Regions from separate parts of the Homo sapiens genome. Here all the other regions are linked to region 2. A link is a contact called in ENCODE Hi-C or POLR2A ChIA-PET data. All regions are on one chromosome and are shown on one strand. The core of a region is the stretch at or near the end of the contact, and the rest is flanking DNA. Distances in the headings are between cores, read along the strand shown.

Region 1 (3,068 bases), core at 207-2,706, 1.6 Mb before region 2:
TGTTGGTCAGGCTGGTCTCGAATTCCCGACCTCAGGTGATCCGCCTGCCTCAGCCTCCCAAAGTGCTGGGATTACAGGGGTGAGCCACCACGCCCGGCCTCGGGCACGTTATTTTAAAAACACACCATCTCGGCGCGGTGGCTCACTCCTATAATCCCAGCACTTTGGGAGACCGAGGCGGGTGGATCACGAGGTCAGGAGATCGAGACCATCCTGGCCAACAAAGTGAAACCCCGTCTCTACTAAAAATACAAAAAATTAGCCGGGCATCGTGGCGGGCACCTGTGGTCCCAGCTACTCGGGAGGCTGAGGCAGGAGAATGGCGTGAACCCGGGAGGCGGAGCTTGCAGTGAGCCGAGATCCCGCCACTGCACTCCAGCCTGGGCTACAGAGCGAGACTCCGTCTCAAAAAACTAAAACAAAAATAAAAACAAAAAACACCATCTCAACTCCCTGACAATCTAAAGTTGGAACAGAAGCTTCTGATGTAGCCAGCCACCCAAATTCCCTTTTCACTTCCCTTTCACTCTGAAAAGCGCTTTTACTTTTAGTAGTATTAAAACTTCAAGAGCATTAGCCTCCCTAATAGTCCCTTTTATTCCTCCTATTAGATTATTTCTGTTCTTAAGAGGCAGCAGGAGGAGCCCTGTAACCAGCACGTAACCTTAGGCAAGGCCATGAACACGCCTGCGCCTGTTTCCTAACTTAAAGAGAAGCATTAGCCGGTCTCTAAGGTCCTGGAACTCCCGTCTGCTGTCGCTGGGCGTTCATTTGAAAGACAAAAGCGGTTCCGAAAGCACGCCCGGCGGTCCCTGCTCTGGGAGTGCTGACCTGCCTGTGTGCAGCACAAAACCGCTCCCTTCCGGCCCTCACAGCTAACCTGCAGTCCCCATCCCTCCAGCTTCCTTTCTGCCATAAATCACTAACTGTGTGGGAGATGAAATCCGCCTGGTGAAGGCTGGGACGGACAAAACACAGTATTCCAAAATCTAGGGCCCAAATCGGAGCCCTCGGAGACGCGGCCCCTAAAGCCAATGGGGTCCGGGGCGGCCCGGAAACTTCCGGGAGAACCGGACCCTGAGATTCTGGAAGGGCCAAATAGTGACCCTCTTCCCTAAAAATCACGGAAGAGACATGAAAACCACGGGATCTCCCTGGCAAACCTCAGGAGACAGCAGAGAACTGCGGAGCCGAGAAGGCGGGGCAAGAACTTCCGGGGTGGGGCTACGGCCGGGGCGCAGGGGTTGGCGGGCAGGGCCCTCGCCTCCAGCGACGCATCCACCCACCCCTGGGTCCGGCTCTACTGGGTTATCCTCGTTCCGCCGAGCAGGAGAGGCCGGGGGCGCCCGGGAGCTTGCAGGCGGGCGTGGGTGCTTGCGTTCTCTACTCGGGATCCGCGAGCAGGGCCAGCGAGAGGCCAAGTGTTGTGCCCTTCGCGACCCTCGCGTCTCTTAGTAACGCGATGAAGCTGCAGGAGCTCCCGGCTCCTTCAGGCCCCGCCCAGCTAGCTCAGGCCCCGCCCCCGGGAGTGGGCTTTTATGCGCATGCGCGAGGGCTGGGGTGGGCGCCGGCCCATCTTACTAAGCCAATGTAGGTCCCAGGTAGGAGCGCTGCCAGGGCTCACCCCTGAGCAGAGATGGAGGGCGAAAAAGGGTTACTTGCCGCTACTTGAATCCCAGACAAAATTCCCTGTGAAAGCGGATCACAGCACGGAGACTGTGTTTGTAGTTCCTGATAGTAGATATCTCCTATCTATTCATTTGCGAGGAATGAACCATTCCAGAGAGTCGCCATAGTGCCTGACAATCAGTAAACCTACAATAGATGATATCTATAGCTTTAATTATTTTTTCTAGCATTATCTATTACTATATTACAGTACTATCTAAGCGAAAAGTGATCAGATTCAAGATATACGGTTTTTTGTTTTTTTGTTTTTGTTTTTTTTTAGACGGAGTCTCGCTCCGTCGCCCAGGCTGGAGTGCAGTGGTGCTATCTCGGCTCACTGCAAGCTCCGCCTCCCGGGTTCACGCCATTCTCCTGCCTCAGCCTCCCGAGTAGCTGGGACTACAGGCACCCACCACCACGCCTGGCTAATTTTTTGTATTTTTAGTAGAGACGGGGTTTCACCGTGTTAGCCAGGATGATCTCGATCTCCTGACCTCGTCATCCACCCGCCTCGGCCTCCCAAAGAGCTGGGATTACAGGCGTGAGCCACCGCGCCCGGCCAATTTACATGTTTTGAATGTAGAGCCATCAGGACTTGTCAAATTGTTGAATGAAAGAAAGGAGCAATTGTGTGCTGGAGCCAGCTCATTAGAGCTCTGGAGACTCAGTAATTAAATTTTTAGGAATTTTTCTGAGCTCGTTGTTAAATACAAGCCATGAGCTGGAGTCAATGAAGATGACAAGGGCCTCGGGCACCTGCCCCAAACAAAACAAAAACACAAGACATATCACAAATTAAATTATATAAACTTCTAAATAAACGAGTCATACTAAAACAAAGGCAATACTTAGTAAAACTAAAAACAAAAAACTATTTACTTACAACTCCCAAATTTCTCTCTTCAGCCCGGTCTTTCTCTGAACTTTAGATTTGTATATCAATGTATATTCAACATCCACTTGATTGTACAAAACAACCTCCCCAAACACCTCCCTGCCAAAACAAAAACAAAAACCCTGCTCCTTCTTCATGTCTTTTAGTAGATGTGGCCTAGAGCCCTCTCTTTCCATATCCATCAATGCAACCTGCTGACTTTATAGCTTCTACTCAAGCCATCATAATTTTTCTTTTTTCTGGTAATTACAACCGTTCCCAACAGCTCTCTATGCCCCCTCTGTAGTCTGTTGTCAACACAACAGTCAATGCAATCTGTTTAAAACCTAAGTCAAGGCCGGGCGCGGTGGCTCACACCTGTAATCCCAGCACTTTGGGAGGCTGAGGTGGGCAGATCACGAGGTCAGGAGTTCGAGACCAGCCTGGCCAATATGGTGAAACCCTTTCTCTACTAAAAATACAAAAGAACTAGCTGGGAGTGGTGGCGTGCACCTGTAGTCCCAGC
Region 2 (3,402 bases), core at 787-3,286:
TTGCGGGGGAGCGTAGGACTAGCTCAAAGCAGTACCCAAGGAAGAAGCTCTCATCACCGGCAAAGAAAAGGATGCATGACTCTGCCAGATGATCTGGGCCAAGGCTGTAGTGTGGCCCTGGATGAAGTAAGGCATCTGTGGCTTACGGCCTCTGCGGCAGAGAACTGCTTCCCGGTGAGCTCGTGGTGGGTGGAGGCGGGGAGGAAGAGTCGGTTCTGAGGATGGTGGCCTCCCACCGACGCAGCGGGGATCGGCCTCTGTCCCGCCCAGCCACTTGATTTCCAAGTTCTGCAGAGCTCTGTCCAAGGTCTCTTTCACTTTTTTCCTGAGCTCTCCCTTCGGGGTTAATCTCACCTCTTACGGAGGCTTCGAACACCATTTACATGCTGATGGCACCCAGATTTGCATCTCTGAGCCCCATCCCCACACCAAATTCCGGACCTGTTTCCCTATTAACTTTGGTCTGGAATATCCGGCAGACCTGAGATTTGCAACTCTGAGCCCCACCCCCACACCATCCGGCAGACCTCAGATTTAACATTTCCAAAGCTGAACTCACCCCGAAACTTGTTTGCCTTTCAGCAGTTCTTAGATAAATTATTAGCATCGCTCCTCATTCCCTCCCCCACCCCCCACCCCCGCAAACTGGAAACCTGGGGGTCATCTTATCCTTCTTCCTCTCCTTCCTACGTGCTAAATCACACCAAATCCCTTCCCTGGGCTGCATTCCCCTTGCTTTCAGTTCAAGTACATCTCCGGGCTTGACTAGTACAATACCCTCTTAATGAGAACCGTGACCCTGTCTTCCCCTCTGGGAGAAGCCATCCTCCAGTGGCAGGCGCCTGTAATCCCAGCTACTGGGGAGGCTGAGGCAGGAGAATCACCTGAACCCAGGAGGCGGAGGTTGCAGTGAGCCGAGATCGCGCCACTGCACTCCAGCCTGGCGACAGAGTGGGACTCCGTCTCAAAATAAATAAATAAATAAATATAAAATAAAAGAATGCAGACTAACACGTTCTTTGCAAACTTACTACAGGGTATGAAGAAAGTACACAAAGACAGGAGCAGCCTGTCTTCGAGGTGGCATCACTTCTGCATCCAGCCCAGGATTAAAACCCGGAGCAACTGGCAAGCGGAAATGTTAACGAAAAGGGCATCTGCGTAGCGTGCCAACCTGCCGTGCCACGTAAAGCACGGTCCAGTGACCCAAAACATTTCTGCTCCCAAATAACATTTGGAAAATGCTGACCTACTGCCTAGAAAAGTTCGATCGGCATTCCTGCACACTGCTGTTTTAGAGAGAAGCCCTAAACGATATCTGAAAGTATTTGGTTTATTTTCATCAGCAATGCTTTAGAATCTCGAAAGCCCAGAAAAAAGTTATTTCACGACGTGAAGCTCCCCCCTCGATGTCAATTCGAACACATCCAGGGTTGCGGCTGCCATGTTCGCTCGAACATGTGCAGGACAAACAATGCAACCAGCGGGGAACCGTAAACCTTTTTCCTCGACTTCCTACCACGCACATGAAGTGTTCAAGAAACTTTGCAGGACGTCTCCACATTTCACGAGGCTCCCGTGAACTCCGGAGCCGAGCTAAACAATAGGAAGGACAGATGCTGGGAGTCCCCAAGCATCTAACGCGCCGTTTGTGTTTTCAAAAAACCTCTGCCTGGCGCCCAGGCGGCTTTTCCTGGGCTCCTAGCCTCCTGTGCAAATTGTTCCCATGGTCATTGTCTTCCAGGACGCTCCGCTGCGCACTCGGGGAGCGGGGACAGCGCCCCGCAGAGCGCCGCGCGGTCGAGCCCGGCCAGGTGGCGGAAACGTTCCCGGCCCTTGCAGCGGGGCCCGGGAAAAAGGTGGCCCGGGCGCCAAGGGCGGCTGCCAATGCAACTCGCAACTTTTGAAATCAATCCTTTTTTGCATCATGCAACGGATGCCACCGCTCCTCGGGTTTGCAACCCCCCACCCCTCCCCCGAGACCAATCATTGCCGCGCTCGGGGCTGCACGGCGCCCCCGCCCCCTTCCCGGGCCGCACGCCGCCACCCAGCAGCCAGGGCCGCCTCTTAAAGGGAGGTGGCCGGCCTTAAAGGACCCCCGCGCGCCCAGCCGGCGGGAGCGCGGCGGCCCGGCTCCCGCAGGGCCGCGCCGAGGCAGGCGAGCCCCCGCGGCGCCCAGGCGCGGGCCCGGGCCCCCGCCGCCGCCGCCGCCGCCGGGCGCGGCATTTTTATTCAGGCGACGCTTAAGGGAGCCCGGCCGCGCCCGGTGCATTGTGGGAGCGGCCCGCGGCCCGTTTTCGGGAGGAGGCGGAGGGCGCAAAGCGAGCCGGTAAGCGGCGGGCCCGGCGCGGGGGGGAGGCGCAGGCTTAAAGGGGAATCTGGGTCCGCAGGCCCGCGGCGGCCGTTGCAAATCCCCCTCCGGGCCGCCCGGGACCGCCGGGGAGCCGCGCGCCGCCGGCCCCGCCAGCCCTGCCTGGAGAGGGGCAGCGCCGGGCTTGGTGGGGCCGCTTTAAAAAAGAAGCGCCGCCCGCGCCGCCGCCGCCGCCGCGCGGGGCCGGGGAAGGAGGGAGGGAGGGCGGGGAGGAGCGGAGGGGAGGGCGGCGGCGGCCACGCAGGGGTTAATTTTTTCGCCCGCCGACATTTTTGCGCGGCGGCGGCGGCGGCCCGTGCGCGCGGCGGGAGCGGCCGGCCTGGGGTCGCGGGGTGCCTCCGGGGCCTCCCCGCCTCCCCTTTTCTCCGCGCGGGCCCTGTCGACCCGGGGCGGGTGCGTCCCGGCGTCCTCCCCGGCTCCTGGGCCGCACGCGCGGTGCCCGCCGGCTCCCGCCGCCTCCCGCCGGCCCGAACAGGGATGGCCCGGCCGGGGCCCCGAGCTGCCGCCTCCGCCCCGCCGCCGGCCCGCAGCCCGGGCCTGCTGGGCCTTCCGAGGCGGCGGCGAGGGCCTGAGCCTGAGCCTGAGCCCGAAGGTGTCCCCGGGTTCCTTGCTCCCCTCCCCGGCCGCCTCCGACGCGGGCGTCCTGGAGAGCGCGCCCCATTGTGCGGGGCCGGCGGGGAGGTAGGTCCGGGGTTGGCGGGGCAGCGCGCCGGGCCCACCCCGCTGACCGGCTCCCCGGCTCCCCACGCTCGTTGGAAGAAAAAAAAAAACCAAACCATGGAAATGTGCCCGGGAAGGAAAGGGCTAAACGTTGCTTTAAATATTCATGCCATTGTTTTAAAGGCGTAAACATGTGGCTGCGGGGTCGCCGGGCACCGTCCCTTATTAATGCAAATGGATCCCCCTGGTTCCCTAATCACTGCACATTTCCCCCAGAACCCCCTCCCCCTTCCCATGCCCTCCAAAAATGTAAGAATCTAGTACTTTTTTCATTAGGATGTGAGGCTGATTTGTGTCCTTAGTACCATTTG
Region 3 (3,178 bases), core at 197-2,696, 1.3 Mb before region 2:
AAAGGTGGGACAACTCGAAGTGGGGGGTGTCCAGGTCACAGGTGGATTCAAAGATTTTCTGATTGGCAAGTGCTTGAAAGTGTTAAGTGATTATCTAAAGATGTGGAATCAATAGAAGGGAGTGTCTGGGTTAAGATAAGAAGTTGTGGAGACTAAGGTTCTTATTATGTAGATGAAGCCTCCAGATAGCAGGCTTCAGAGAGACTAGATGGTAAATGTTTCTTAACAGACTTTAAAAGGTGCCAGACTCTTAGTTAATTCTCTCCTAGATCAGAAAAAAGACCTGGAAAGGAAAGGGAATTCTCTATAAAACATAGGTTTTCCCCACAAGAGACAGCTTTGCAGTGCCATTTCAAAATGTGTCAAAGAAATGTATTTTGGGATAAAATATCTTGATTTCTTTCAGGTCCTGCTGTCTGTCATGTGGTTATCTTATTGCTACGCAGAGTCTGTTTTGTCAGTCTTATGGTCTCTGTTTTAATGCTAATGTTAGTCAGCAGTGCCTGAATTCCAAAGGGAGCAATATAAACTGAGGCATGTCTGATCATGCATTCCCATCATGGCCTGAACTGGTGTGCTTATTTTAGAATGCCCTTGGCCAAGAGGAGAGGTCCATTCAGCTGGTTGTGGGGCTTAGAATTTTATATTTGGCTTACGAATGAAACCTACCATGTTGTTTATACTGCCATTGTGTTACCATTATTTGTAGACAAACCTCATCCTCGTTTGTGTTTCTAAGACCAGGAAGCTTCTTTAGGGGAATTGTCTCTGTGTCTTTTTTAATCTCTATCATAGCATCCATGCAGTGCACATAGAACCAAGTCCTCGATAAATATTTATGGAATGAAGAACTTGAATTAAACCAACTTGGAGAATGGTGTGGAAAGTACTGGGCTAGATGACGTGGGTTCTGAAGATGAAGAGAACAGTATCTCATTCTCAAAGAACTGATAGTAAAATTACATGTGGGTTGTGGGTGTGTCACTGTTTGCCACCGACGCACCTGGGTGGGGTCAGGCAGAAGGTGCCTGTCCTCTGTGTCTCAATAAAACACAAGATGCCCATTCACTTCTGGTTTTCTCCTGGTATCATTGGCTCTTCGGTGTCTGCTGGAAAAGCTGGGCTTTTCCCAGTGTTACCATGACGTCTGAGCTTTGAGAGCTGTTTCTTTTCCCCTCGGAGCCTGAGAGAGATTATTCCAGTGATATCTGAATAGCTTGAGTTCGCTGGGTATGAACACAGAGGAAGTGGTTCCCTAGCAACAGGCGCCTCTGAAAGCCTCTTAGCACTCAGTACTTCTCCGGGCTTTTTGTTTCCCCTCGTTCATGCTGCCTGTCAGCAAATGGCCAGAGTGATTGCACCTGCTCCAAATTAGGGCTGGTCAGTTCGACCCCAGCAGTTCGGTTTTACTAAGTCAAAGTTCCTCTTTCAGTCAAGCTTCCTTGTGAGGCCTGGGGCCTATTTTGCTCCTGGTTAGACCATAATTACCTCAGATGACACTTCCTTCTTTGTTGTCTAGATTTTGACCAGAAATGGAAAATACCGAAGTGACTGAGATCATTTTAATTGAATTAGTAAAAGAATACTTTTTTTTTTTGGCACGTCTTTTCAAATATGCTAAACCTCTTAAGAAAATGTTTTATATCGCCTTTTTTTTTTTCCGCTAAAAATGGATTCTCACTCCATTTTTTCAGTTTCTCCGCAGAAGACTTAACAAATTCTGCCTTCCTTAACTGTGTCAGCATCTCAATACATATTTGAATATATGAGTTGGTTGGGGCAATATTAGAGGGTGTTTACCGCATTGCCTTGGCATCTGGAGACAGCCCTTACTGAGAGCATTGGTCATTGGTACAGACCATGGCATATAACTCTGAGATGAGTCCAGAATTGTTGACTGCAAATGCCTTGTTTCATTTTCAAACAGCAATCCATATTACTGTTTGAATTAGCAATCTTTTTTTTTTTTTTTTTTTGAGATGGAGTCTAACTTTGTCACCCAGGTTGGAGTGCAATGGCACGATCTTGGCTCCTCTGCAACCTCCGCCTCCCAGGTTCAAGTGATTCCTCCTGCCTCAGCCTCCCGAGTAGCTGGGACTACAGTCACCCACCACCATGCCTGGCTAATTTTTTTGTACTTTTTTTAGTAGAGACGGGGTTTCACCAAGTTGGTCAGGCTGGCTTCAAACTCCTGACCTCAAGTGATCCACCCACCTTGGCCTCCCAAAGTGCTGGGACTACAGGCCTGAGCCACTGCACCCAGACTGAATTAGCAATTTTATAGGAGATGGTTATACGTCTCTGCCTACCAGTTGGTTAGTATCGATTTGTAGCACTGAAAATCTGGCCAAGACTGTGGTGATGAATGACAGCATACAACTAAATTGAGCCTCACAGCTCCCGGAATTCTTCTTGTCTGTACCTTTTAAAATATTTTCTTTCCTTCATTCATTCAACCAACAAATATTTGTAATTATAATTGAGTGTCTGCTATGTGGAAGACTTTCTGTGGGAAAAACGTGAATGGCCCATCTTAGGAAGTTCTCCATTTAAAAGAGGAGAAAATGGAGCCGGGCACAGTGGCTCACACTTGTAATCCCAGCACTTTGGGAGGCCGAGGCAGGCGGATCACGAGGTCAGGAGATCAAGACTATCCTGGCTAACACGGTGAAACCCCGTCTCTACTAAAAATACAAAAAAATTAGCCAGGCCTGGTGGTGGGTGCCTATAGTCCCAGCTACTTGGGAGACTGAGGCAGGAGAATGGCGTGAATCCAGGAGGCGGAGCTTGCAGTGAGCAGAGATTGTGCCACTGCACTCCAGCCTGGGTGACAGAGTGAGACTCCGTCTCAAAAAAAAAAAAAAAAAAAAAAGGAGAAAATGGAAGGTAAATCAGTACAACCTCAATGGAAAACAGTATGGCGAGCTCTCAAGGAACTAAGAGTAGATCTACTATTTGACCCAGCAGTCCCACTGCTGGGTACCCACCCAAAGGAAAAGAAGTCATTATATCAACACCTTGCACTCATATGTGTATTGCAGCACAATTCACAATTGCAAAGACATGCAATCAACCTAAGTGCCCATCAAGCAATGAGTGGATAAAGAAAATGTGGCATTTATATGCTATGGAATACGCCTCAGCTATAAAAAAGAATAAATGTCTTTTGGGCAACTTT
Region 4 (3,220 bases), core at 585-3,084, 1.8 Mb before region 2:
CTAGTGTTTCACTGGTTTTTGATGCCCTCATTTTATTTTTCCAGGATTATTTGTTTTCTTATTCTTTTTTAGAGCAGTTCTTAGTCAAAACTTCTTGAAAATTCAGATAAATATATGACTGCTGAGTTTCCTTTGCCTTAAGTTTTAAAAACTCTTTTAGAGAACCCTTCTGGCAGGTTAGAGTGGATGATTTGATTGATAGGCTTGCTCCTGGCCAGTTTCCTGTTGGTTACCCGAGCGGGCTGCGGGTTCTCCAACAATCCATGTTCACAGAGATGAGCTGCAGGAACCTCACTCATCTGTATTTGCTTCTATCCTAAAGTTTCACAGAGGTGACATGTGACATTTTGCCTCAGAAATAGTTGCCGTTGTTAAAGGCAATATTGTATTTCCTTTTGTGTTTTGACCCCATTTGCCCTTCTTACAGAATTTTAGTTGTCTCAATGCCAAACAGCTGACGGGCTTTGAAATCGCTCTGCAGTTTTCATCTTTTGATACTTCTAGCTCATTGCGTTTTAAAAACATAGTCTCCCTTGGGGAAAAAAGCCATAAAATGCTCCTAGTATCTTCTGCAAAAAAAGGACCCACACCAAAAAATTCAGGTGGCTCTTTAAAGTCTCATTTTCCTCACTGAGCGGGTTCTGATGATTATCTTTGCAAAACCACTGCGGAGACTTCCGGTGGCCTAGCAGCACATTTGAACAAGATCATCTCAGCAAAGCAAAGGACAGGACTGCTCTGTACAGAATGCAGTAGCAAATAAGAGAGGCTGAACTTCACCGGTCTTCTATTTGGCAGTACTACAGAATGCCTCCCTTCCCTCTTCTGAGAGAGACAGCGGACAATTTCAGCACAGAAGGCCGTGCACGTTTGCTTGGAAATCTAGGTCATGACCTTGACTTTGGGAAAGCCAGGGTAGCCTACCTGAAACTGTCCAATCCCCCAGCATCGTGGACACGTCCCCAAGTCCCTCAAGATGTCTGTTCTGGTCTGAGCCGTCCGTAGTAGTGTCCAGGGAAAGCAGGGGTAGCTCAAAAATTTCTGTCAAGAGTTTTAGTGCTGCAAGCCTGGTTGGGACAGGGCGGTGGAGGGCTGGAAATACTGTTTTTGACTTTGAATTTGATTTTATAATGTATTAGATGGATAGATAGATGCGAAATGGAATTGTTAACATGTATGTGGAGGGGCGGGAAGAGTTTCTGGAAAGCCCCATCCCTGAGTGCCTACTCCTGAGTGGGAAAAACCCCTGCACGGGCTGGGAGCGCTCCCTAATTCGTCCAGAAGTAAAATCGCATGGCCTGTGTTCCAAAAATGCCGCCACTCAGGATGTCAAGTCTGCACGTTTGCAGCTTTGAGAGCCGAGCCCCAGGCAGAGGCACCGCGCAGGCCTGGATGTACAGGACTCGGCCCTGTGCAGGGCTGGCCAGGGTGAGCAGGGTTGGAGCTGGCGGGGCGGGGAGGGGCGGGGCCATCTGGGAGGGGCTGCGGCGGTGGGCGGGGTTAGAGGGCGGGTTTGAAGCCGGCAGGGTGGGGAAAGGCGGGGCTGGAGGGGAGGGGTCTCAGAGGCGGGCGGGGTTAGAGAGCTGGATTGAAGCCGGCGGGACGGGGAGAGGCGGGGCTTGGTGGGGAGGGACGAAGAGGTGGGCGGGGTTCAAGCCCGTGGGGCAGGGCGGGGCCGGCGGGCAGGGCGGGGCCGGCGGGCTGGGCGCGGACGGTGAGGGGCGGGGATGGAGGGCGGGGCGGGACGGAGGGCGGGGAGGGGGCGGGACGGAGGGCGGGACGGGGCGCGGGCGGGGCGGGGCGGGGCGTAGCGCCCGGGCTCCGACTCCAAGCAGTACGGCGGGAGGCACTAGAGGGAGCTGCGGCCGCTCCGGCCCGGCCCCGAGCACCGCCTCCCCAGCCAGCGCCGCCGCGATGGCGGAGGACAGCGAGTCTGCGGCCAGCCAGCAGAGCCTGGAACTGGACGACCAGGACACGTGCGGGATAGACGGGGACAATGAGGAGGAGACGGAGCACGCCAAAGGGTAGGGGCGGCGCGCTGGCGCACCGGGCGCGACAGGGCGGGGACCGCGCGCGCCACGGTCTCCCGTTCGGGGGTGGCTCCCAGGACTGGGGGTTCTTCGGCCGCTCCGCCCCGCGATGGCTTCTCCGTGGCGCGGAGCCCATGGTGAGGTCCGGGGCGCGCGGCTCGCGGGAGAGTGCAGTGCGCGGGGAGGCGAGGCCCGGGGTGGGCGGGGAGGCTGGGGCCCGGGCGGGGAGACGCTACTGTCACTTGCCGCGCGCCCCCGGCCAGCCTCGCCCATCCCCGCCGGCGGCCTGGCCCAGGAGGCGCCTGTTGCCCTCGCCCGCGGGTGGCTCCGGTGGGCGCCGAGGAGAGGCGCTACGCCCTTCCCTTTGTGGCGGCCGCAGCCTGGGGTAGGAGGTCGCCCTCCTCTGCTCCCTGCCATCCTTGTTAAGTCCCTTCAGACTCCCTCTCCGCAGCCGCCACCCGAAAAGAATGGGCAAAGACGTGGGTGGAGCGGCGTGGAGGTGCCCCGATGGTGTCGGGGCCGCAGGCGGCGAACTGCGCAAAGTTCTGGCGCCGAGGGGGTCCCGGGCCCGGCCCCTGCTGGGGATACTGGGCTTTGCACCGCCTCGCCTGTCCCTAGAGCTCTTCAGAGCAGGGCCGATCCCCTGAACCGGGCTCCCGCTGACCTGGCCGTATCCTGTTTGCAAAGCTGGTATTTGATCTCCAAAACTCGATGCACCACGCATTTTCACACTTGATCGGATTTCTTAATCCTTTCCCTTTGCCCCCGAACCCTGCAGACTTGATTTGCTCTTCTGTTGGAGAAAAGGATTGCTTCAGGTGAAGGCCGGTGTTGATGCTCTCTTTTTAGAGGCAGTGGGTCATTTTAAATAAAAACTGGTGTCCTTTTAAAGTGCTGTTTACATTACCCTTTTACCCTATTGGATTCAAACTATGCGCTGGCACAGAGCGGTTCTTGCTACACCCTTAGAAGTGAGATTTTTCGAACCATGGTGAGTGATGGAGAAGTGGGTCAGCTTAAAAAACATGATAGGGAGGCCTGAGTCACAGATGGTTTACTCAGTTCGTAGAGAGATTCTTGAAATGATTGATCATTGAAAGTGTAAATCATTTGCATTCTACTTGTCTACTTTAAGATTTATTATAGAAAGGGACTTTTGACTGACCTCTAATTCATTATAAAATATTAAC
Region 5 (3,160 bases), core at 155-2,654, 1.7 Mb before region 2:
ACGGGCCATCACGCCCGGCTAATTCTTGTATTTTTAGTAGAGACGGGGTTTCACCATGTTGGCCAGGATGGTCTCGATCTCCTGACTTTGTGATCCGCCCGCCTCGGCCTCCCAAAGTGCTGGGACTACAGGCGTGAGCCACCGCGCCGGGCCGGACCTCTTAACCTACATCTAAACAATGCCTACCAAAGGAAGTATGGAGTAAAGAAAGGTATCTCAGTATTAAAAGAAATAAGTTGGCTGGCGAGGTGGCTCACGCCTGTAATCCCAGCACTTTGGGAAGCCCAGGCGGGCGGATCACTTGAGGTCAGTAGATCGAGACTAGCCTGACCAACGTGGTGACCCGTCTCTACTAAAAATACGAAAATTAGCCGGGCGTGGTGGCAGGCGCCTGTAGTCCCAGCTACTCGGGAGGCTGAGGCAGGAGAATCGCTTGAACCCGGCAGGCGGAGGTTGCAGTGAGCCGGAATCGCGCCACTGCACTCCAGCCTGGGCGACTGCTATGTCTCAAAAAAAAAAAAAAAAAAAAAAACACGTTCAAATAAGTTCAATGTGGCTGGGGCAGAGATGCTAGAGAAAGCGGTGAGAAACTAGGAAAGGTGGGTAAGGACCAGATAATGAAGACCTTTGCAAGCGTTCCAGTGTGAAGCAACTTTAACATCTAAAGCAGAGGTGTCGTGATTAGAAAGACGTTATAGATCTTTGTGGATCTGGGCAAAGGAAGAGTCCCCGAGCAGCAAAGACGCTCCTGGAGTCGTCCAGGTTAGAAATGACGGTGGCCTGCACTAGAGACGCCGCAGAAAGGACTGGAGAAAAATACATGTTAGTCGGAAAAGAAGGTAGAATCTCCCGACACAGTAGTGACCAGCTGGAAGTAAAGTTGAGAACGGTATTGGTGGTGACTCCCGGTTTCTGGATCCCGCCGGTAGCCGAGGGGCGACGGCCGACCCAAAGCTCACCTCCCCACTGCACGCCGCCCCTGGATCGAGTACCTTGGTGCTTTACTATTTAGCACACGGAAGTGTTGTTCTGTTGTCCGTGTCTCCTTGGAGACCGTGGAGAACAGAAGGGCCGGCGGGGGTTTTCGCTTTGTACTCCTGGTGCCCAGCCGGCGCTGCAATCCAGCAGAGGAGCCGGACTAGAAACGCGGAAGCTCTGGGTGCACGCGCCCGGCCCGGGACTGGGCGGCCCAACCGGGAGGGCGGCGGGTCCTGCGGCCACGCAACAGGCGTTGGGGAAGCAGCAGAGACCCTGCGTGCGCGCGGGCTTCGGCCTCCAGATTCCGCAGAGTCCCGGGCCCGATCCCCCCGGGGCTGGCCTCCTGCCCTACGTGGGCCCCGCGCGCCCACCTGGAACTCACGATGGCGAATCCGTGGTCACCTGAAGGCAACAGCACCGGCGCCCAGTGCGCCTGCGCCGCGCGTGCGCAGAGCCCTCGCCTCCCGGCCTCGCCTCGCAGACGCGACGGGCCGGGGAGGAAGCGCTCGGAGCAGTGCAGGTTTCGTTATCCTGTGTTAGGTCACTCCGGAGAGGGGAAAGCGGCCCACAGCGTCGCGCGACCCGGAAACGACACAACGAGGCCCAATCTTTTAGACTCGAGTTTAGGCCCCGGGGTGGAGTCTCCGGACCGGGTCCCCCCACCCCCGCTACAGGGGCAGTGCGCAGGCGCGAGGTATGTATCGCGAGACCATGCGGTTGCCCGGGTAACCAGACGCTCAGGACTTGGACCGTCCAGTTGTTCGGAGGCCAGCCTATAGCCAATGGTATCCCGAGGGCTCGCTCTCTCCGGGCGTTTGTGCTCCCCTCTCTCTTCTAACCCAGTTTCTACCTTTCAGTGCTTTGGAATCTTAGCCCTCTGTCTCTATTCGCTTTTCTGTATTTGCCTTGCCTCAGGGACGCACAACCCCAGCCCCTGTCCCAGTGAGCCCGTCGCCATGGAATCCCTGCAGACTCCCCAGCACCGCGAAAATCAAGATAAAAGGGAGAAGGAGTATGGGGTAAAACACATGCCTATGGGCAATAATGCAGGGAATCTTGAGCCCGAAAAGAGAAAGGCAGTAAGAGTTGCCTTGAGTTCAGCAACAGCTGCACAGAATATCCCGTCCAGTGTCCACTGTGGCTGCTCCAAGCAATGGAGACTCAGGCTACCATCGGAGTCGCTGCAAAGTCGGGGACAAGTGATGAAGCGGCCGAATAACATTTTAAAGCTCAGGAATCTGGATCTGTTGATCTACCCTTGGCCAGAACTTAGAAGACGGCAGGTTGCTTCTGACCTAATGAGCCTCCTCCTTCTCCCCGCTTTTTCCGGCCTTACTTGGGCCCCCTTCCTTTTCCTCTTTACGTATCTGCCTCCTTTTCTCAATCTCCTCACTGTTGGTTTTGTATCCTATTTTCTGGTATAGTTTCTGTGATTTCTTTCTTTTATTTATTATTATTATTGTTGTTGAGACAGAGTTTTGCCCTTGTTGCCCAGGCTGGAGTGCAATGGCGCGAACCTGGCTCACTCCAGCCAGCGCCTCACAGGTTCAGGTGATTCTCCTGCCTCAGCCTCCGGAGTAGCTGGGGTTACAGGCACGGGCCACCAGCCCAGCTAATTTTTGTATTTTTAGTACAGACGGTGTTTCACCATGTTAGTCAGGCTGGTCTCGAACTCCTGACCTCAGGTGATCCGCCCACCTCGGCCTTCCAAAGTGCTGGGATTACAGGCATGAGCTACTGTGCCCAGCCTCTATGATTTCAATTTTCATGTTTAAGTACCTATGTAGAACCTAACTGTCCATAAGTAAACACAACAAAAAAAAGATTTGGCTTTTGGTCAAAGATCATTGGAGGTTACACAGGGTAAAGTGCAGTATGATTTTTATCACAATTAGAAAGATTAAAAAGAGATGACAGTGAGTTTGTGAGAACAGGTTTGTGTTTCATAAAATGAATTGTGTGAGTTAGCTATGATGAACTGCAAGCAGCTTGCATTTCCAAAGACAAATAGAGACACAGGAATCTAATTAAAATGCTAAAGTAATGGGAAGGAGACATCCATACGTTTTTGTCCCCCTAAGGTTCCAGATTTATAGTTTGAGCATCATCTCGGCTTACATTTTCTCTGTGGAAAACATCAGCCATTACATTACTTGGCTCTGGGTTGAAATCCTAACTTCAT
Region 6 (3,042 bases), core at 370-2,869, 1.5 Mb before region 2:
ACCACACCAGCCCGGCCATCCTAGAGAAAAAAACACGAAATACATAGTCTCATTAGACGTATTCAGACGTGTGCATTTGTGCACCAGTGTTACTTTGCCATCTGTGTGGAAAGAAAAACTGCTATCTCAATATTTTAAACTTGCAAATTTAATTACCATTTAATTTCCTCGTTTTCATAGAAAGCCTATAATTCCATGAAGAACTGCCTCATGTTTTCAGTCTGCTCTGCAAAGTCAACAATTGAATCAAAAGTAATAACAACCTTTCTACACACAAAACGAAGGCTATTATTACGTTACCTTTCCTACCTCTCTTCCTTCTTACCATTACCATTTCTTTTTTTTTTTTTTTTGGACACGGAGTCTTGCTCCGTGGCCCAGGCTGGAGTGCAGACTGCAGTGCCAGATCTCGGCTCACTGCAACTTCCGCCTCCCGGGTTCAAGCCATTCTCATGCCTCAGCCTCCTGAGCAGCTGGGATTACAGGCGTTCCCGGCTAATTTTTAGTATTTTTAGTAGAGGCGGGGTTTCACCATGTTAGCCAGGCTGGTCTAGAACTCCTAACCTCACGTGATCCGCCTGCCTCGGCTTCCCAAAGTGCTGGGATTACAGGCGTAAGCCACCGCGCTGGGCCCCTTTCTTCCCATTTCTACAAATGAAGTAGTATTATTCCCTTTGGCTTTTCCTAACAAGTCATTTGACATTTAAACGCGGGACTAGTGGCAACGGAGTTCATGATTATCGTTTCTTCTGCCTCCCCACTGATGAGAGAAAGGCCACAAGTCCTGTCAGGCTCTCACTTCCAGAAAGGCCACCTCTGTAGACCACGCACCATCAACTGGCTTCACAGCCAGGCAGCTTTGCGGGACCATCAGCCCCAGCTCGACTGCAGCCTCCCCGCCCCTCCGGGACCTAGACGTTCGGGCCCAGCTCAGCGCGTTCTGCGGCCCTGCTGTCCCAGAGACCACCGCCTCCAAGTACCTCGCGGCCACAACTTTCCCAGGACCTCCCACCCGCGGGAATCCTGAGGCCCTGACGTCAGCGAGACCCCTTCCGGCATCCAGAGGCCAGGACGTCCCCGTGACCTCCCCCAAAATGCTCGCAGCCCCGCCGTCCCCGGGACCCCCCGGGACACCCAGCGGCCCCGCTGTCTCCGGGACCCCCCCGGGCACCCTGCAGCTACGTCGTCCCTGGGACCCCTCCGGGCATCCCGCCGCCATGACGCCCTGGGACCCCGCGCGTCTACATCGCCGCGAGCCTCCGCCGCGGAGTAGACGACTTTCCGGAGGAATCGCCAGGCGCGAGGCCGGGCCTGCCCGGCCCTTCGCTCCGGAGTGTCCTCGCGGCAACGCCACTCCACGACATCCCTAGGCCGGCGACACGCCGCTCTCAAGCCTGTGGATGACCCAGCGCCAGAAAACCGGGTGGCCGTCATGAAGCCCTAGCCCAGCTCCGCAGCCCCTCACCTTATAGACGGCCACACAGGCTGAGGTGCAGCCCAGGTGAACTCCGATGGCCGCCATGAGGCAGCAGGGACGGCAGCGGCAGGAATGAGGGGGTCCCCCAACAGCAACAGCTACCGGCCGCCCAACGGCCCCATCAGGCACCGCGGAGCTTCACGTTCCCGCCAGCCCCCTGCGTCCGGTCGGCCGCTACAGCCTCCCGCGTCGCCGCCAATCAGCGTGAAGGTTCCGCCTTTCTTCACGCGCAGTCCGCGAGTAGCTTCAGCGCGTCTCTGCGCTCCGCGGAAACTGCACAGTGCGCACGCGCAACCGGGGAGGGACGGGAAAAGGCTCCTACACTCCGCCCCCTTCCTATCCCTTCCTTGAGAGCCAATGGAAACTCTGTGTTCAGTTGCGTCATTTGTCCTGGCAACTACTGGCAGATTCTTTCCAACCTCGAATTCTGCTCAGCTCGCTTTGGCAGCTTGGTGGGCGGTGGGCGCGGGTGGCGGAGGCGATTGAAGCTGCTGGCCCAGCATGTGGTGCGCGAGCCCAGTTGCTGTGGTGGCCTTTTGCGCCGGGCTTTTGGTCTCTCACCCGGTGCTGACGCAGGGCCAGGAGGCCGGGGGGCGGCCAGGGGCCGACTGTGAAGGTGAGCGGTGTGACAACTGCTTGCATGGCGGCGGCCCCGCGCTGCGGCGCAGCAGCTGTCGGCTTTGGCTTCTCCTGGCCCTGGCTATAAATAACATTCCGCCCAGGAAATGCAGGCCCTGTCCCTCGTTTTAGATCGCCCAAGCCCAGCTCGAGTAAAAAGCTCAAGCCGGGCCTGGTGGTAACGTGAGGCCACGTTGTGGTTTTGCTGTGAATATTAAACTTCAGCAGTAAAAGCTGGTGGGTTTGTATTTGGATTAGAGTTTGTGCAAAGAATGCTAGATTCAGATGATACTGGCGCCAGATTGATTCTGCTGCTTCCAACCAGCAAGATTTGCCTCCCCTTGCACAGAAGACGTCTTTCAAGTCCAAGCTAGTTGGTGACTCCCCAAAGGAAAACAAAACATGGCATTGAGTTGAGTAGCTTAAATCAGAGGACATAGCTAATATTTGTTAGGACTCTGTAGGTGAAAATTGCTTTGCAAAGGAGTACACTGACTCCTTGGGAAAGAGAGGAATACAAAAGAGTGGTTCCTTTTTGTTCACGGTATCTCAGCTGTGAACTCGCAGTCAGAATACGTGAGTCTGTATCCCACCAAGTCCCCTAGCTCTGAGACTTTGGTTTTTGCAAAATCAGCGTACTTCACTTTAGAGATCTGTTAGCAAAGGCAAAGAAGGTAAGTGGCTATGCTAGCCCCTTCCTTCTGGACTCCTGTAGCGCTCACTCCATGTTTTACTGAAAATAATTAGTTTAAATGTATATGCCCTCAGCTGGAAAATATATCCCTAGTGAACAGGAAATTGTAGGTTCATCATATATGTTGAGTGAATGGATGGGTATAGTCGTACTAAAGTTGTGTTTTTGTTTGTTTTGTTGTTTTGTTTTTTGTTTTTGTTTTTGTTTTGAGACAGTCTCACTGTGTTGCCCAGGCCGGAGTACAGTGGCACAA
Region 7 (3,028 bases), core at 47-2,546, 1.3 Mb after region 2:
CCAAATACTCAAAATTAGTCTCGCAAATGAGCATGCAACAGAAGTTCCAAAAGCTGATATTCATGACTGTTAATTCATTAAAACCACCAGCACATATCAAGGTGTCAATAGAGTGGCTAAAAGGAAAAGAAAGAAACCCCACCAGCACATAGTTCCAAATTCAGCAGAGTTAAGAGTTAAACTCTGAAATTAAAGTAACAGACTAGCTACAAGGAGACAAATACATAATAAATATCATGCTGTCTTCCAAGACTGGAACTAACTGCCCACTTCTCCCAAGCAATGCAGTCTTGGACCCCCCCACCTGCTCACATAAAAGAAGCCTCAGAGATGGTCCTGGAAATGTATCCTTGGGAGACCTTAAAACTTTACTTCTCCCACAGCTCCGCCTCATTAAAGAGCTGGTTTTCTAGGCTGGGTGCAGTGGCTCAGCCTGTAATCCCAACACATTGGGAGGCCGAGGCTGCAGGATCAGCTTGAGCTCAAGAGTTCAAGACCAGCCTGGGCAACATGGTGGGACCCCATCTCTACTAAAAATGAAAAAAAAAAAAAAAAAAAAAAAAAAGCTGGGCGTGGTCATCCCTCTGTGTCCCCAGCTACTCGGGACGCTGAGGTGGAAGGATAGCCTGAGCCCAGGAGTTCGAGGCTGCAGGGAGCTGTGGTCGCAGCACTGCACTCCAGCCTGGGCCACAGAGCGAGACTCCGTCTCAAAAAAAAAAAAAAAAAAAAAAGGAAACAAAAAGAGAAAGAAAAAAAGAGTTTCTCACACGTTTCCAACAAAGGAAAGAAAAGCCCTTCCGAAACCAGGTCCGGACCAGCAAGATGGGAAGACCACCCAAGCGTGGACCTCAAAGATCCTCAGTTACAGAGGATGGACGGGGGATGACCCCAACACTGAGCACCCACACCTACCCTCTGCTCCCCTCACCTCCCCCTCCTCCCCACCGGCCGCGCGTTCAGGCCGGCAGCCGGTTCCCCGACCCCGACACCCCACCGCAAATCGGCCAGGGGAGGCTTCTGCGTCCCAGCCCCCGCTCCCACCGCCCGGGCCCCATCCCCGACCTGGGGGGCGCTCCAGGGCGCCCTGGGGCTCGCGGCTCTCGGGCTTCCTCGGCCGGTAGCCGTAAACGCCCCGCTCGGTCTGGTAGCCACGCCAGAAGAGAGGGAGAGCCCGGCCGAGGCCCCGTCGTGCTGCTGCCGCAGTAGCAGAGGCCATGTTCACCAGATGTCCCGGCCAGCATGCTAAGGCGGGAGCCCGAGGGGATCCCACCGGCCCTGGTAAATCCGGGACTCGTCAGAGGCGGCCGGAGCCCCGCCCCCAGACAACGCCCCCGCGCCTGATTGGCCGACGGGCCGGACCCTGGAAGCCAATCCGTGGCAGCGGCACTCACAGCGAAGCGACGCCCAGGATTGGGGCGGGCTTCCAGGGCGGTTCCGGCGGCTGAGACCGCCCTGCTCCACCGCAGGGCGGGGCAAGTAAGTGTTCCGCGGGGCGGCACCTGCTCCCAGTACGAAACAGGATGTAGCTGCAGCGCCTGTAGTCTCCCGCCAGGAGTGTTTACCCATCACGCCTCTGCCCAACCGCATAGACACAGTCTAGGGTGTCTGTTACAGAAAGGACAAATTAGCCACAGGGTGGATAGGAAATGGCTAGGACTGAGACCAAGGGACGCAAAAAGCAAAGGTTACTTAGCGCAGCTACAAAATCAATACCCCTAATTTTTTTGTTTTCTTAAGAAACATTAACAGAGGCCGGGCGCGGTGGCTCACGCCTGTAATCCTAACACTTTGGGGGGCCACAGCGGGAGGATCATCTGAGGTCAGGAGTTTGAGACCAACCTGTCCAACATGGCGAAAACCCATCTCTACTAAAAATACAAAAATTAGGTCGGGCGCGGTGGTTCACGCCTGTAATCCCAGCACTTTGGGAGGCCGAGGCGGGCGGATCACCTGAGGTCGGGGGTTCGAGACCAGTCTTACCAACGTGGAGAAACCTCGTCTCTACTAAAAATACAAAATTAGCCAGGCGTAGTGGTGGGTGCCTGTGGTCCCAGCTACTCGGGAGGCTGAGACAGGAAAATCGCTGGAACCCGGGAGGTGGAGGTTGCGGTGAGTTGAGATGGCGCCATTGCACTCCAGCCTGGGCAACAAGAGCGAAACTCCGTCTCAAAAAAAACAGAACAAAAACAAACAAACAAACGAACAAAAAAAAAAAAACAAAACAGGCTGCAGTGGCTCATGCCTGTAATCCCAACACTCTGGGAGGCCCTCTGGGAGGCCAAGGAGGGCGGATCACGAAGTCAGGAGTTCGAGACCATCATGGCTACTATGGTGAAACCCCGTCTCTACTAAAAATACAAAAATTAGCCGAGTGTGGTGGCGGGTGCCTGTAGTCCCAGCTACTCGGGAGGCTGAGGCAGAAGAATCGCTTAAACCCTGGAGGCAGAGGTTGCAGTGAGCCAAGATCGTGCCCACTGCACTCCAGCCTGGGCGACAGAGCGAGACTCTGTCTCACAAACAAACAAAAAACATTAAGAGAGAAAGAAGGAAATAGGGTAAAGGGAGCAGGGAAGAAAGGGATAAGAGTCAAAAGAAACTGGACATGAACGATTAGTTGGTCTGTCTCTGAGTGAGTTTCCCAAATGATTTTTTTTCTGTGGCTTACTTTTAACTTTGCCAGTATGGTAGGAGAGAGAGTCTGCATCCTTACCTGGTTAGTCATCCTTCGTTCCAGTAAGCTGTGCAGCTATACCCCAAACTCCTAGGAATATTATACATACAAGCCCAAGACATCCTCCTTCTTACTCATTCAACCAGTACACTCATAAAGCACTCTGCTGGGTTACAAAGATTAATAAGGCACAGTTTCTGCCCTTAGTTCCCAGTCTAGCTGTAGATAGAACTCAGCACACAGGATGATAGATTATATAATGTAGGCACATGTAAGTGCCCCCTGCAAGCACAGGAGCGTCATCCAGCACAGCTACTGTAGCTGGGACCCCTTAGGTCCACACTTTGGTGGCCTCCC

Evidence for each region. A loop is a pair of places that touch in the nucleus more often than their neighbours do. ChIA-PET counts read pairs that join two places held with the same protein, here RNA polymerase II (POLR2A). Pooled maps may share reads with other maps.
Region 1: a loop to region 2 is called in a map of heart right ventricle, with 6 times the contacts of the local background. The contact joins the promoter of MEIG1 here to the promoter of SEPHS1 in region 2. A Hi-C loop is called at or near these places in 4 of 168 maps with a recorded cell type or tissue (OCI-LY7, heart right ventricle and naive thymus-derived CD4-positive, alpha-beta T cell), 11 of 37 single-sample maps with no recorded cell type and 16 of 50 pooled maps. POLR2A ChIA-PET finds 5 or more read pairs at or near these places in 2 of 52 experiments (common myeloid progenitor, CD34-positive and naive thymus-derived CD4-positive, alpha-beta T cell).
Region 3: a map with no recorded cell type shows a loop between it and region 2 (10-fold over the local background). The contact joins the enhancer-like site here to the promoter of SEPHS1 in region 2. A Hi-C loop is called at or near these places in 4 of 37 single-sample maps with no recorded cell type and 6 of 50 pooled maps.
Region 4: a loop to region 2 is called in a map of CD4-positive, alpha-beta T cell, with 5 times the contacts of the local background. The contact joins the promoter of NMT2 here to the promoter of SEPHS1 in region 2. A Hi-C loop is called at or near these places in 1 of 168 maps with a recorded cell type or tissue (CD4-positive, alpha-beta T cell), 3 of 37 single-sample maps with no recorded cell type and 17 of 50 pooled maps.
Region 5: a loop to region 2 is called in a pooled map, with 23 times the contacts of the local background. The contact joins the promoter of RPP38 here to the promoter of SEPHS1 in region 2. A Hi-C loop is called at or near these places in 2 of 168 maps with a recorded cell type or tissue (CD8-positive, alpha-beta T cell and mammary epithelial cell), 1 of 37 single-sample maps with no recorded cell type and 13 of 50 pooled maps. POLR2A ChIA-PET finds 5 or more read pairs at or near these places in 2 of 52 experiments (GM12878 and OCI-LY7).
Region 6: a map of CD8-positive, alpha-beta T cell shows a loop between it and region 2 (7-fold over the local background). The contact joins the promoter of MSANTD7 here to the promoter of SEPHS1 in region 2. A Hi-C loop is called at or near these places in 1 of 168 maps with a recorded cell type or tissue (CD8-positive, alpha-beta T cell), 1 of 37 single-sample maps with no recorded cell type and 13 of 50 pooled maps. POLR2A ChIA-PET finds 5 or more read pairs at or near these places in 4 of 52 experiments (CD4-positive, alpha-beta T cell, WTC11, activated T-cell and 1 more).
Region 7: a loop to region 2 is called in a map of CD8-positive, alpha-beta T cell, with 16 times the contacts of the local background. The contact joins the promoter of DHTKD1 here to the promoter of SEPHS1 in region 2. A Hi-C loop is called at or near these places in 3 of 168 maps with a recorded cell type or tissue (CD8-positive, alpha-beta T cell and dorsolateral prefrontal cortex) and 8 of 50 pooled maps. POLR2A ChIA-PET finds 5 or more read pairs at or near these places in 1 of 52 experiments (WTC11).

Annotation. Positions count from the first base shown.
Region 1 is chr10:14,957,776-14,960,843 of GRCh38, reverse strand. MEIG1 (meiosis/spermiogenesis associated 1) reads right to left here and starts at 1,456. Exons shown (of 3, transcript NM_001080836.3): 1 at 1,287-1,456. RefSeq lists a silencer at 1,184-1,233.
Region 2 is chr10:13,346,927-13,350,328 of GRCh38, reverse strand. It overlaps SEPHS1 (selenophosphate synthetase 1), which reads left to right and starts at 2,036. Exons shown (of 9, transcript NM_012247.5): 1 at 2,036-2,329. RefSeq lists enhancers at 269-1,060, 1,061-1,851 and silencers at 1,921-2,140, 2,271-3,100.
Region 3 is chr10:14,646,484-14,649,661 of GRCh38, reverse strand. All of the region lies in intron 2 of FAM107B (family with sequence similarity 107 member B), which reads left to right. Among named protein-coding and RNA genes, the nearest start is that of FAM107B, 130 kb to the left of the region's middle. RefSeq lists enhancers at 470-970, 1-997, 1,501-1,670. Within about 2 kb of position 1,446, at least 28 of the 41 ENCODE cell types and tissues checked have a DNase peak (open chromatin) inside an H3K27ac peak, as active enhancers do.
Region 4 is chr10:15,167,307-15,170,526 of GRCh38, reverse strand. It overlaps NMT2 (N-myristoyltransferase 2), which reads left to right and starts at 1,834. Exons shown (of 12, transcript NM_004808.3): 1 at 1,834-2,024. The coding sequence starts at 1,915. RefSeq lists a silencer at 1,635-2,464.
Region 5 is chr10:15,095,599-15,098,758 of GRCh38, reverse strand. RPP38 (ribonuclease P/MRP subunit p38) reads right to left here and starts at 1,404. Exons shown (of 3, transcript NM_183005.5): 1 at 993-1,404. It overlaps RPP38-DT (RPP38 divergent transcript), which reads left to right and starts at 1,440. Exons shown (of 2, transcript NR_160789.1): 1 at 1,440-1,672; 2 at 1,894-3,160. RefSeq lists enhancers at 697-836, 897-986, 1,288-1,859 and a silencer at 1,127-1,486.
Region 6 is chr10:14,836,883-14,839,924 of GRCh38, reverse strand. It overlaps MSANTD7 (Myb/SANT DNA binding domain containing 7), which reads right to left and starts at 1,619. Exons shown (of 5, transcript NM_001378785.1): 1 at 1,466-1,619; 2 at 1-20. CDNF (cerebral dopamine neurotrophic factor) reads left to right here and starts at 1,888. Exons shown (of 4, transcript NM_001029954.3): 1 at 1,888-2,093. The coding sequence starts at 1,979. It overlaps HSPA14 (heat shock protein family A (Hsp70) member 14), which reads right to left and starts at 1,619. Exons shown (of 14, transcript NM_016299.4): 1 at 1,466-1,619; 2 at 1-20. The coding sequence starts at 1,522. RefSeq lists an enhancer at 1,336-1,575 and a silencer at 1,726-1,835.
Region 7 is chr10:12,067,222-12,070,249 of GRCh38, reverse strand. It overlaps DHTKD1 (dehydrogenase E1 and transketolase domain containing 1), which reads right to left and starts at 1,296. Exons shown (of 17, transcript NM_018706.7): 1 at 1,063-1,296. The coding sequence starts at 1,216. RefSeq lists silencers at 961-1,120, 1,221-1,270.